2 separate regions of the Mus musculus genome follow, and region 2 is linked to region 1. A link is a contact called in ENCODE Hi-C or POLR2A ChIA-PET data. All regions are on one chromosome and are shown on one strand. Each heading gives the region's core, a stretch centred on a gene start or an enhancer-like site at or near the end of the contact. The rest is flanking DNA. Distances are from core to core; before and after follow the strand shown.

What was found. Hi-C counts contacts between places; a loop is a spot of excess contacts on that map. ChIA-PET counts read pairs that join two places held with the same protein, here RNA polymerase II (POLR2A).
Region 2: POLR2A ChIA-PET joins it to region 1 with 12 read pairs in Patski. The contact joins two enhancer-like sites. A Hi-C loop is called at or near these places in 14 of 37 maps with a recorded cell type or tissue (T-helper 17 cell, T-helper 2 cell, heart and 3 more). POLR2A ChIA-PET finds 5 or more read pairs at or near these places in 4 of 5 experiments (Patski and embryonic stem cell).

Annotation. Positions count from the first base shown.
Region 1 is chr12:85,452,840-85,458,624 of GRCm38, forward strand. Gm38543 (a long non-coding RNA gene) reads left to right here. Exons shown (of 3, transcript XR_001780659.2): 2 at 1,420-1,536; 3 at 2,384-4,309. Among named protein-coding and RNA genes, the nearest start is that of Gm38543, 3.7 kb to the left of the region's middle. RefSeq lists an enhancer at 1,561-3,450. Within about 2 kb of position 3,096, at least 3 of the 3 ENCODE cell types and tissues checked have a DNase peak (open chromatin) inside an H3K27ac peak, as active enhancers do; they include heart, where a contact is called at or near this core.
Region 2 is chr12:85,496,338-85,501,615 of GRCm38, forward strand. No RefSeq gene overlaps it. Among named protein-coding and RNA genes, the nearest start is that of Fos, 25 kb to the left of the region's middle. Within about 2 kb of position 1,634, at least 2 of the 3 ENCODE cell types and tissues checked have a DNase peak (open chromatin) inside an H3K27ac peak, as active enhancers do; they include heart, where a contact is called at or near this core.

The sequences.
Region 1 (5,785 bases), core at 1,846-4,345:
GGGGGATGGGCAAAGGGTCTGAAAAAGAACATCAGGCCAGCAGCCTGATTCTTTGCAAATACTGCATCCTTGGCATGCTGCTTAACTACCTGAACCTCAGTTTCTTCCACTGTCAAAGCAGACAACAAAGGGTCTCCTCAGCAAAGTCAGAGGGATACAATGTGACAACAGAATACACTATCCTATAGCTATATCTTCTCTCTTCTTGTTGGTGTTTTGCTTAGCATGAAGAATTAGAGGAGAGCTTTTGAGAGATAATCTTTCGGGAAACTATTATTCTTTTTTGTTTGGTTGGTTTTGGTTTTGGTTTTGTTTTTCGAGACAGAGTTTCTCTGTGTACCTCTGGCTATCCTGGAACTTGCTCTCTAGACCAGGCTGACCTGGAACTCAGAAATCTGTCTGCCTCTGCCTCCCAAGTGCTGGGATTAAAGGCGTGCGCAACTACTGCCCAGCTGGAAACTGTTATTCTAACCTAGCCACGATTTTCTTGCGATGATAATAATAAGGATTGCAAGATGTTTTTGTTGTTGTTGTTGCCTACAGGGGATTCTCATGTGTTCTTTCTCACACGGAACAAGAAACTCAATCAAATCTACCTCCAAGCCAGGCCTTTCCACAGACCTGAACTTGCCATTCTGTCTTGCTTCTGCCTTATGTTCTAGGAAGGCAAGGCGGCAAATGATGCTCAGGGAGGTCGGTCTAGCCTGATCCCTGGCTGGATAAAGTAGAAATGACCATCGCGTCCCTGAGAATGACAGAATGGGCAGTTGCTGCCTGACCTAGACTCCTGTAAGAAACAGCCCTCACCTGGCTGTATCTTGGTATTGTCTGGGGGTTTATGTGTAAGAGGACGTTTGTTCCATTCACTATACGTTCCCTCTGTTTGGAGCGGGACAAGAGTTCCAAAATGCTGCCGTGTTGAATTAAAAGCAGAGACCTTTTTTAAAAAAATGTTCTTGGAGATGGGAAGATAGGACAAAGGTTTAGAGAGTGCTGGTTGATGAATAGAGACCTGGAGAGAGCAATAGAGTAGGGAGGGAAGGGAAGGGAAAGAGAGCTGTCTAGAGAAGGGTGCCAAGGAAGTGAGAAAGAGGTGGGTCAGAGGATGGAGCAAGAGGATGGGAAGCAGCACTGTCCACTGCATGGTGAGGATGGGGGGTGAGCTCCCTTTGTGGCTAGGTGCTTAAACGTCTATCGGACGCTCAGTGAAGGGCTATTGCGGGGTAACAGGAAACCCTGAGGTGCTGATAGGTCAAAGATGGAGAAGGCGTAGGGATATGTGTTGGCAGAGGAACCGAAGAATACCAGGCCATTTCCGAAGCCACTCATTTTCCTCGAATTCCTTCTTTATGCCTTCAGTCTCTAAAGCACACTCTCTTATACTCACCCATCTGCTTACATTTTGGGTGCTGTTTTGAGTTTGAGTCTTGCTGTATGGCCAGGGATCTTTGGACTGGGAAATGTGCCTGCTCCGTTTACACGCTGGGATTCCAGGCGCGCGCACCCAATGCCCTACAACGATTGCTTTGAATGCAAGTGAGTAATCTTCTGACTCCCCGGCCCCATAAGGCACCCAAATTTAAATCAAGATGGTGATTATGTATAGTCCTGAGCACTTCAGCCATGTCTTATCACCCAGAACTTGCGTTCTGTTTGGGGGTTGCCTTAAGAGGGTCGACTCTGTTTCTTTCTGTTCTTTGTTGCTTCAATCTTTCTGCAACTGTTTCCAGAGCTGGGTCAAGGGAAAAGAAGAGAGCAAGAGTACAAACACTCCTCATGTTTAGCTGGCTTGTCTCCTTAAGACAGAATTCAGCTTCAGTTGTTGAACTAAACATTTCAGGACTCTCTCGACTTTGCAAATCACAGTTCTCGGGGACTTCTGAGTGTCCTCTCCCTTCAAGGGGGGTCATTTAGGCATCCCTTCCCCCAGGCCTTCAACCAGAGTTCCACGGAATGAATGCCTCGAGTTCTGCTATACGAAAGGCAAAATTTAAACTTTTCCTCTCCTGATTTTCCTTGACTCTGGGGTTAATTCCAACAGTGGGAGTTCTCTAAGCTGGGTTTGATTTTAGCCTCCTGGGCAAGGTAGTTTGGTTAGTGGCTGTTCTGTGGTCTACTGTCTGAGGAGAAGTGGTTAGGGAGGTCACCCAGACAGTTATGGTCCACTGAGGGTGGAGGGAGTGGTCTAGGTTTGGCCTCAGTCTGGAGTCCCAGGCTCACAGACAGATCTTGGCTCAGGACATGAGGCTGAGGCGTGCTGGGACAGCCTAGGGGGTGTCCTGGATTTCCCAGGGCTGGGGAACCCTCGCTGGCCCGGGGGCGGTAGACACTGTTCCAGAATCTGTTCTGGCTCCACTGCCGCCTCAGCACTTTCTAATTACAGCTCCAAACAACAACAGCAGCCTCGGCAGTCATGACAACAGGCCCCGCCCACCAGACCTCCAGCCCAGCTGACAACACGTGATGGCGACGCTCCTCCGCCCCTGGCGCAGAGGGAGGGCGGGGAGGCGAGGAGGAGGAGGAGGAGGGAGGGATGACGTTTGCTCTGTCGTCTCCATGGCTAAAACGCATAGACGTCAACGCCCCCAGTGTTTAGTGTGTAATGTTCTTTGGTCTCTATGGGAACGTCAGGCTGCCCAACACAGGACCCCGGCAACAGGCTTCTGATTGGTCGGAGGCTAGCAGGGGCGGAGCTTCGGCTCCCGCCCGCTCTGCCCGTGTTGCTGTTTTGGTTGTTGTCTCCCAGCTGTTTATTTCTGTAACAGATCTTGGAGGCTGCGGTCTGGATCCCTCGCCAAGAACCAGATCCAGGAGAAAACGTGCTCAACGTGCAGCTCTGCTCCTACTGATTATAGCCCCACAGATGACATCGCTCCATAGTCACACCAAGTCTCCTGTGGGAGTCTTGCTCCTCGTTCTCAGTGTCTGTTACAGCTCGGTATTTTAGTGTCAGGACGTCGGCTCCCAGCCCGCATCTCCGCTCAGCAATGCCATTATCTTCTCAGCCAAGTCCTAGAAATGGGTTGGCTTCCCAGTTAATGCTTTTCATGCTCTCAAAAGCAGTCGGAGCCGTTCATACCCAATTCCTGGATTCAGTGCTACCCCCTGCAGGATCTGGCTCCATTTCCTCCGTCTGGTCCTAATTCTGTGCAATGACATCATTTACCCACATTTCCCACCGAGATGCCCAGATTTCTTCTAGCCGGCGTACATCAAAAAAAATTCCAAATGACCTTGGGTGGATACTTCGGGTTAAGGACTTTTATTATTTTTCTCTCTGTCTGGTAGCAGCCTGCAGTGGCAAATGGGGTGGGATGTAGTGATGTACCCTTGATTTCTCCAAATGAACTAAAACCAAACTGAAGAAAGAGCTACACAGTCACTTTTTACATATTAAAATGCCAGATATTTGATAAATAATACTACCATACCGATGGAGTTAACATTCCAAGACATAATCCACAGAAACTTTTCTACCTGCCTCCCTCAGTTGAGCATTGAAGCCAAGGTCCAGGGCCTTGGGCATATTAGGTGAGCATGCTACCAGAGCCACACATTCCCAGCTTCGTTAAAACTGGAAGCAGTTTTAACTTTACCCTGGACTTCCATCAGTGAAACCAAGTTAGCATCTGTCTAGAGATAACAATCTCTCCTCGGGGCTTTCAGGCAAATCCTGCTATTAAAAAAAAAAAAAAGCCTTAAAATCTTCAGTTCCAGAGTCAGATAGACTGCACTCACCAGCTCGTGCACATACAAGTCTGAGATGTTTCATAAAAGGTTTCGATGACCTGATAACATGTTTTCAAAACCCAGGGAGAGAGACTGACACAGTACAAAGTTAAAAACAAGAAGTTAAATGGCTGGCCTAGTCTTGGGATGGTCAGGGAGCATCAGTCCCTTGGCTCTAATGGGAACCCACCACCTCCTCTCCCTTTCATCTGCCCTGGTGAATATCTTTGCTAATTTCCCTTTGCCCCCTTCTTGGCCTGCCTTACAGCCTGTAATTCCCTTCAGAGATGTGAGTGAAATGAAATGAAATTAGGAACTTGCTTAATGCAAAGAGGACTAAAGGGCACAGCTCTTTATCCTAATGAACTTCATTCTGATTAAGTCAGGAACTGCAAGCGTTTACTATTTACCCAGTAAATGTATTAGAGAGCCCGGCAAGTCTCCCTCCTGTCTTGACTCTGCCAGCGGGTATTTGAAAGTCTGAGATAAGATCGTTTCTCGACCATCATCCATTGCTTTCTAATGCTATTGCTCCTTTCTACATTTCCAGGAATACAGAATGCTGTGGTTTCTAAGAGACAAAATATCTGGGTTATGCCAAGGGGGGGAGTCATGGGGTGGAATTTACACTGCATACTAAAGATGACCTGAAGAGGTGGAAGTGGTGAGGGTGTTCTCCATGTTAGATGAGAACCTGGGGGAGGAGGGTGGTGGCACGTGGTCTCTGAGTGCCTAGATTTAACTCGAGCGCAGGAAGCAGATTTACGACCCTTTCCAAGGTCATTCATTATAGTCAAGCTTCTACGCCTGAGTCCTCTTTTTGTTAGATCCAAACATGACATGGGCATATGTGGCCCAAAGAGTCTCCATTTCAGCACGTCCTCCGTTGATTACAGCTTAATGGTATTGTAAGAGTATGTGCTCATGCGCGAGCACACACACAGACACACACACACGCACAGACACACACTAACATAAACTCTTTCTCTTCCTACTCTGCATTTTGGTTGTGCTACCTTTTCATTGTAAGCTTTGGGTTTTGGTATTGTGTGTCTGTGTGTGTGTGTGTGTGTGTGTGTGTGTGTGTGTGTGTGTGTGTGTGAGTCTATGCAGATGTGCGTGGAGGGTCCTCTGCAAGGGCAGCACTCACTCTTAACTACTGAGCCATCTCTCCAACCCCCAATTGCTGAGTTTTCTTTCCTTTTTCAATTCAACAAAAGGACTGTGGTGACCTTCCATGCTGCTGACTTTCTTAAACCACAGGACAATTAATTTCCCCGGTGTATTTCCTGCTCTGTACCATGGGATGTGGGCACCCCCTGTGTTTGCTTTGACTGAGGAGGGCTGTATAGATGGAGTGATTCTTTGTTAGCACTGTGGAAGTACCAAGTGCTGGCTGTTATGATTGGGCTCGCTCTCCCACAACACCTCTCTGTCCCAGTGCTGAATGGAGCCTCTCCCCGCCAGGTTTCCAGAGTAAAGGTTTTGTCCAAGGTCAGCGTGAGACCCTGGGAAGCATGACCTGCCTGACCTGAAACATGCGTGTACCTTGAACCTCTTCCGCATTGCAGCCAGGATGGAAAGAGACCCCACTGCTGGTGCTTTTCAGTGATGACTTTTCTCAGATATAAAAGTAGATTCGTCACTGTCAGCCCCACATGTCCCTCGGACCTGATGAGTCCCCCTAGTAATTCTTATGGGGGTGGTTGAAACCATGAAGCAGGATAATTTTCAAGTTTAAAATATTTTGTAAATGTTCAAGGCTAGGGTCTAGGCATGTAACTCATTTGGTAGAAGGTGTGGACTGCATAGCATGCACGGAGCCCTAGCAGTACTGCATAAACTGGACGGGGTGGTGCACACCGATAATCCTAGCATTCAAGAGATGAGAAGTAAGATCAGAAATGTCAGGTCATCCTACGTTACGTGGTGAGTTTGAGGCCATTCTGGGATATATGAGACCCTGTATATAAGGACGAAAACAGTTAAATAATATTAAAGAACAACTCTTCAAAGTAGAACGTACGCTGCTCCGTGAACACTCCCGCTCCAACCT
Region 2 (5,278 bases), core at 384-2,883, 42 kb after region 1:
TGAGATGACGGTAATGTCTCTTTCCTTACACCACACAACTGGTAGGTGGCCGATCAGAGACTTGGACCCGTGGTCTTCGAATGAGGACTGACTGCTGGGTAGCCAGGGAGGCTGGCCTGTCTTGGGGAGGAGGGGGAGACAGGGAGAAGGTTTTGAAGAGAGGGTAACGGCAGAGATGACTCATTGGGGAAAGGCCTTGGGAATTATAAGGTTTGTATGTGTGGATGACATCAGCTTGTCTAGGAGACCAGGAGATACCCCAAGGGGAGGGACTCAAGACCGGAAGCAGAGGGCCAGGGTCAGGGCCAGGGTGTGGGGTTTTGGCTTAAGCCAGTGTTTTTTGGGGGGGGGGAGTCTTCATTTCCTTGAGCTAGGCAATCTTGCCCTAATTCTTCAGTAGATAGTTTATAGCTCTCCTTGATGCATTTGATGCTCAAATGGCTGTCAACTTAGCATTAGTGGGGGAACATGTGTCTATTCAGGTAGTCATTCTAGGGCCAGGTCCCTCAGAGTGCCTGTAATGGGGAGCAGCCAACCATAAGTCTACAAATCCCTTTACAAACTAACCGGGGAGATACTACCAGCAGAGGGCGCTCTTCAGCGAGACAAGGATTGACCCGAACTCTGCTATCTGCCTTGTGCATTGAGAACCGTCCATCCTTCCACTGTGTGGGTTCTGGGCCTCGAACTTGGGTTGTCAGACTTGGTGGCAAGCACCCTCACCTGCTGAGCTGTCCAGCCAGGTCCACTGATTGTTTCTTTATGTTAAAAACCTTCAAGGTTGCCAGGCAGTGGTGGCGCATGCCTTTAATCCCAGCACTTGTTCCAGGCCAGCCTGGTCTACAGAGTGAGTTCCAGGACAGCCAGGGCTACACAGAGAAACCCTGTCTCGAACTCCGTCTCCGTCCCCCCCCCCCCCCGCCCATATCTTCAAGGTTCTTTTAGCCTTTTGAAATATATCATACATTCTTATTTTTGCTATAATTTTCATTTACTTATTTATTATTTATTTATGGTACCGAGGAGAGAACCCAGGATTTTGTACATGTGAAGCAAGTGCTCTATCACTGAGCTACATCCCCATTCCCACAATACCACCGTTCCCTACAGTCTCTGTCCTATGCAACCACACACACCGGAACTTCCTGCTCTTTGCTCTCACGCAGTTCCTGTTGGCCAGAGTTCACCACCCCTTCCTTATTCTTCTCTTGCAGCCTTTGGTATCTCTCATTCCCTTCGCCAACTTCTGAAATGCTTCTTTAGTTTCATTAAACAGCAGGCTGGCCTTTAGTCATGTCTGTGGCATCCTTGAAGCTCACTCAGCTTAATAGTAAGTAGGATTCTGGATTGGAGCTGAGCATAGGGTCAGAGCATTAGTGAATTATTTGATGCCCCACTGGCTTTGTGGCTTCCACTTTGCCCGAGGGGTTACCATGTGTCATCACACTGGCTCTTGGAGATATTATTACCATGCTGGGGAAATCTCCAGGGAGCCAAAAAAATTCCAGGCAGGGAGATAGCTGCCTTCCCTGAATTCAGGGCTTCTGACCTCAGCGCCCCACCCCATCCCCACCACAGCCAATCAGCAAAAGATCTCTCCCAAACTGACAAGCAAAAGAAAACCTTGCAGACAGCTGAGCCCAAACAGACTTGGGTGAGGCTGAGGGGAACATCAGGCGTGGCGTCACCAGTCACCGGCTGTAGGCCAGGCTGTTGCCTGGAGATAGTTTGTTCATTTACCAGTGGACAGCTGAGCCAGTTGGGGGAACCCCAGGAGGAAGGCAGCGCTGGTGCCCAGGGGAGACTGGGTTTCTTTAAGTAATAGAAACCACAGGGAGGGCTTTGCCACTTTCAGAGAGTGCACCTTCTTCACACAGGAGCTGGCAGGAAGCCTAGGGGTTGGAGGTTGAGGGAGACCCTGGCAGGAGAGCCCGTAGCAGCTACAGCACCAAGGAGGGGTGTGGAGAAGCTGGAAGGCCTTCCGAGGAGAGAGGATTCACGGCTGTGTTGGCTTTCTGGGCAAAAGAATCACAGAAGTGTGTGTGTGTGTGTGTGTGTGTGTGTGTGTGTGTGTGTGTGTGTGTGTGTGTGTGTGTGTGTGTGTGTTTGGGGTGTGTATATACAGGTGCATGCATATGGGGTCACAATAATTTTTTAAGACAACTAAAACAACTGTACACACACACCAATAGGGGAGAGAAAGAGTGGACTTTAGAATCTCTGCGGTAGAATGCAGGATACCGGGCTGGAGAGATGGCTCAGTGGGTAAGAGCACCCAACTGCTCTTCCGAAGGTCCAGAGTTCAAATCCCAGCAACCACATGGTGGTTCACAACCATCTGTAACAGAGTTCAAATCCCAGCAACCACATGGTGGTTCACAACCATCTGTAACGAGATCTGACTCCCTCTTCTGGAGTGTCTGAAGACAGCTACAGTGTACTTACATATAATAAATAAATAAATCTTTAAAAAAAAAAAGAATGCAGGATACCTTATGCCCTTCAGGAGTCTGTCTGTCTGTCTGTAGTTATTTGAGACAAGGCTTCTCTATCTAGCCTGGGCTGACCTGGGATACTATATGTAGTAGAGGCTGACCTTAGACTTATCACTCCCCTGCCTCAGCCCCAAGTGCTAGGTCATGAGCCACCAGTATATATATATATATATATATATATATATGAGGCTATGGTATATATATTTTTATTATGACGATGATCACAAATTTGTCGAATGATCTTTTGAGTATTCATATCTGTGGGGGAAAGGTTACTTTAGGACAAACACGACACCTGCTTTCCGGTCCCTGCAGACTGTCAATCAAGAGCAGTCATGTGCCACTGCCCCGCCCTCACCAAACTTTTAACTCTTTGTCTAAACTGTCTGCCAGTGTGCTCCAGGGACCTGCCTTCCTTTGCATCTCCAGATGAGGGTTGTAGACATGAGACACAGCACTGGACTTTTACTTGGATCCCTGGGATCCGAGTTTAGGTCCTCACGCTCCTGTGGCAAGCACTTTACTAACTCCATCATCTCCCCAGCTCCCGCTTTCTCTCCCTCTTCCCTCCTCTCCTCCTCCCCCACCTCCTCCTCTTCTTCCCCCCTCCTCCTTCTGTAAATTTGTTATATTGTTTAGGACAAGCCCATTGCATCCTTGCCCCACCTATTTCTGTCTGCTTGTTTTAGAGATAGGGTCTCATTCTATAGCCCAGGCTGGTCTGGACTTCACCATCCTCCTGTCTCAGTTTTGTAATTACTGGGATGACAGGGATGTGCCACTGTCCCTGGCCAGAATGGTTTCTAATCCTGTGGCCTTCTATTTCTTTCCATCCTTTGTGTTGCAGGCATCCCACTGTGATTCAGCAATCACGCTGGGAAAAATGATACATGTTTGTATCTCATTTTGTGGTCTGAGAACCTGGTAACAGTGTGATGCTGTGCTGGCTAAGACAATCTGCACTCCTTCAGCCAGCACAAGCCAGGGTGAGCCATGTAATCTTGATACATTTGGTGATTATTAAGAGCAGACAAGAGAACCAGGGAGCTGCCCCGCCCCCCCCCCCCCCGCCCCCGAACCAGGGAGCTGGTCCCATGGTAAAAGCAATTATTGTACAACCTTAGCAACCCAAGTTTGAAACTCAGAACCCACCGTGGAAGGGGAGAACAAATACCCAAAGTTTACCCCTGACCTCCACACATACCCATGCTGTGGCCCATGCATACACAACAAAAATATGATTTTTAAAAAAGAACTCAGAGCTGGAGAGACGGCTTAGCTGTTAAAAGCACTGGCCTCACACACAAAAAACCTGCATCCAATTCCCAGAACTGAACACTTGTACATGTTTCACAGCCATGTATAACTCTAGTCCCAGGGGTCCTGACACCCTCTTCTGGCTTATCTAGGCACCACCAGCATGTGATCTGTAGACCTACATTCAGGCGAAGCACTCAAATGCTTACATCTTTGAAAAAAAGAACTAAAAGGGTTTGTGAATATCGTATGTTTCATGTTTGTGAAGTATGTGTAGACAAAATAGCTTCATTGGTTTGCCTCAATTAAAACTGGGGGCCACAAGGGCTGGGCGTGTAGCTCAGTGGTTTAGCCTTCAGGTGACATGCGTAGGCTTTGATTTCTAGAACATAAGAAAATACAGCAAAACAATGAAGGGCTGCTTAAGAGACACCAACACTGTGACTTGGAGGTGTTTGTGTAACCCTCTACATTTCAGGTGTCAGAACGCAGTTCACAGTGGGGTCTTGGTCTGAAGATAGTGTTTAATTAGAGGCAGGGCCTTTGAAGGTGATTAGAAAAGAGCGCCCCCCCCCCATGGTTGAATTCCAGTAGTGTCATAGGGAGGGAGAGCAGAGGATGTGTTCATGTATACACCCAGCTCTCCAGCTCTCAACGTTTGATGCCCTGTGCTGTCTCAGGACTTTGACAGCTCAACATGTCATCACTCAATGAGACCCCCAGGCCTTAGGTCAGAACTATGAAAACAAAGCTCTTTTTCCTTAAAACCAACCAACCAACCAACCAACCAACCAACCAACCAACCAACCAATAGCAACCACCCCAGTCTGTGGAATTGTGCTGTTAGACACAGTCTGATAGCAGTAGCATGAACGGGTCAGAAGTTCTGTCACCAGGACAGTCTAAGTTCCTCTGGTAGGAGGATATTCTCCTTGTCTTTCTCTGGTTGTCTTTCTAGGGCTTGCCACATTAAAGGTGAGCATGACAGAAGGCAGTCTTTAGTCATGCCATGCAAGGTGGAGGAGACTGAGTAAGTTACTATAGCAACACATGGTGCTGGCCATTCATCCCATCTATGTTTACTGAGCACCTTTTAAGTGGCTGGCTGTTTTATCTCAGTGATGAATGAGATAAAGTAGACATTCTTACAAAGTGTTTTTTGTTCTAGTGTGGAAAACAAGGAAATCAATATAAACAATCCAAGTCCAGAAAGAAAGATGGTCTGTGAAGAAAATGGTGCAGTGTGGGGTGGGAAGAGAGGGTGTGAACAGAGGCAGACAGTAGGCTAGTATGGTTCCCAGAAGGCATGGCAAGACTGTGCAAAGAGGGTAATCCAATTAGCATTAGAAATCTGATTATCTTATATACATCAGTCCCCAGCTTGGGCCTATATCCCTGTCAGTGAGATGACATTCTTCATGGTACTCTTTGTTTCTCAAGGATCCAGTGCCACACATGTCCCCAGACTCCTGCAGGATGGAGGTAAATGGGAGTGAGGACAAGATGGAGGGACCCTTAGGAGGGGA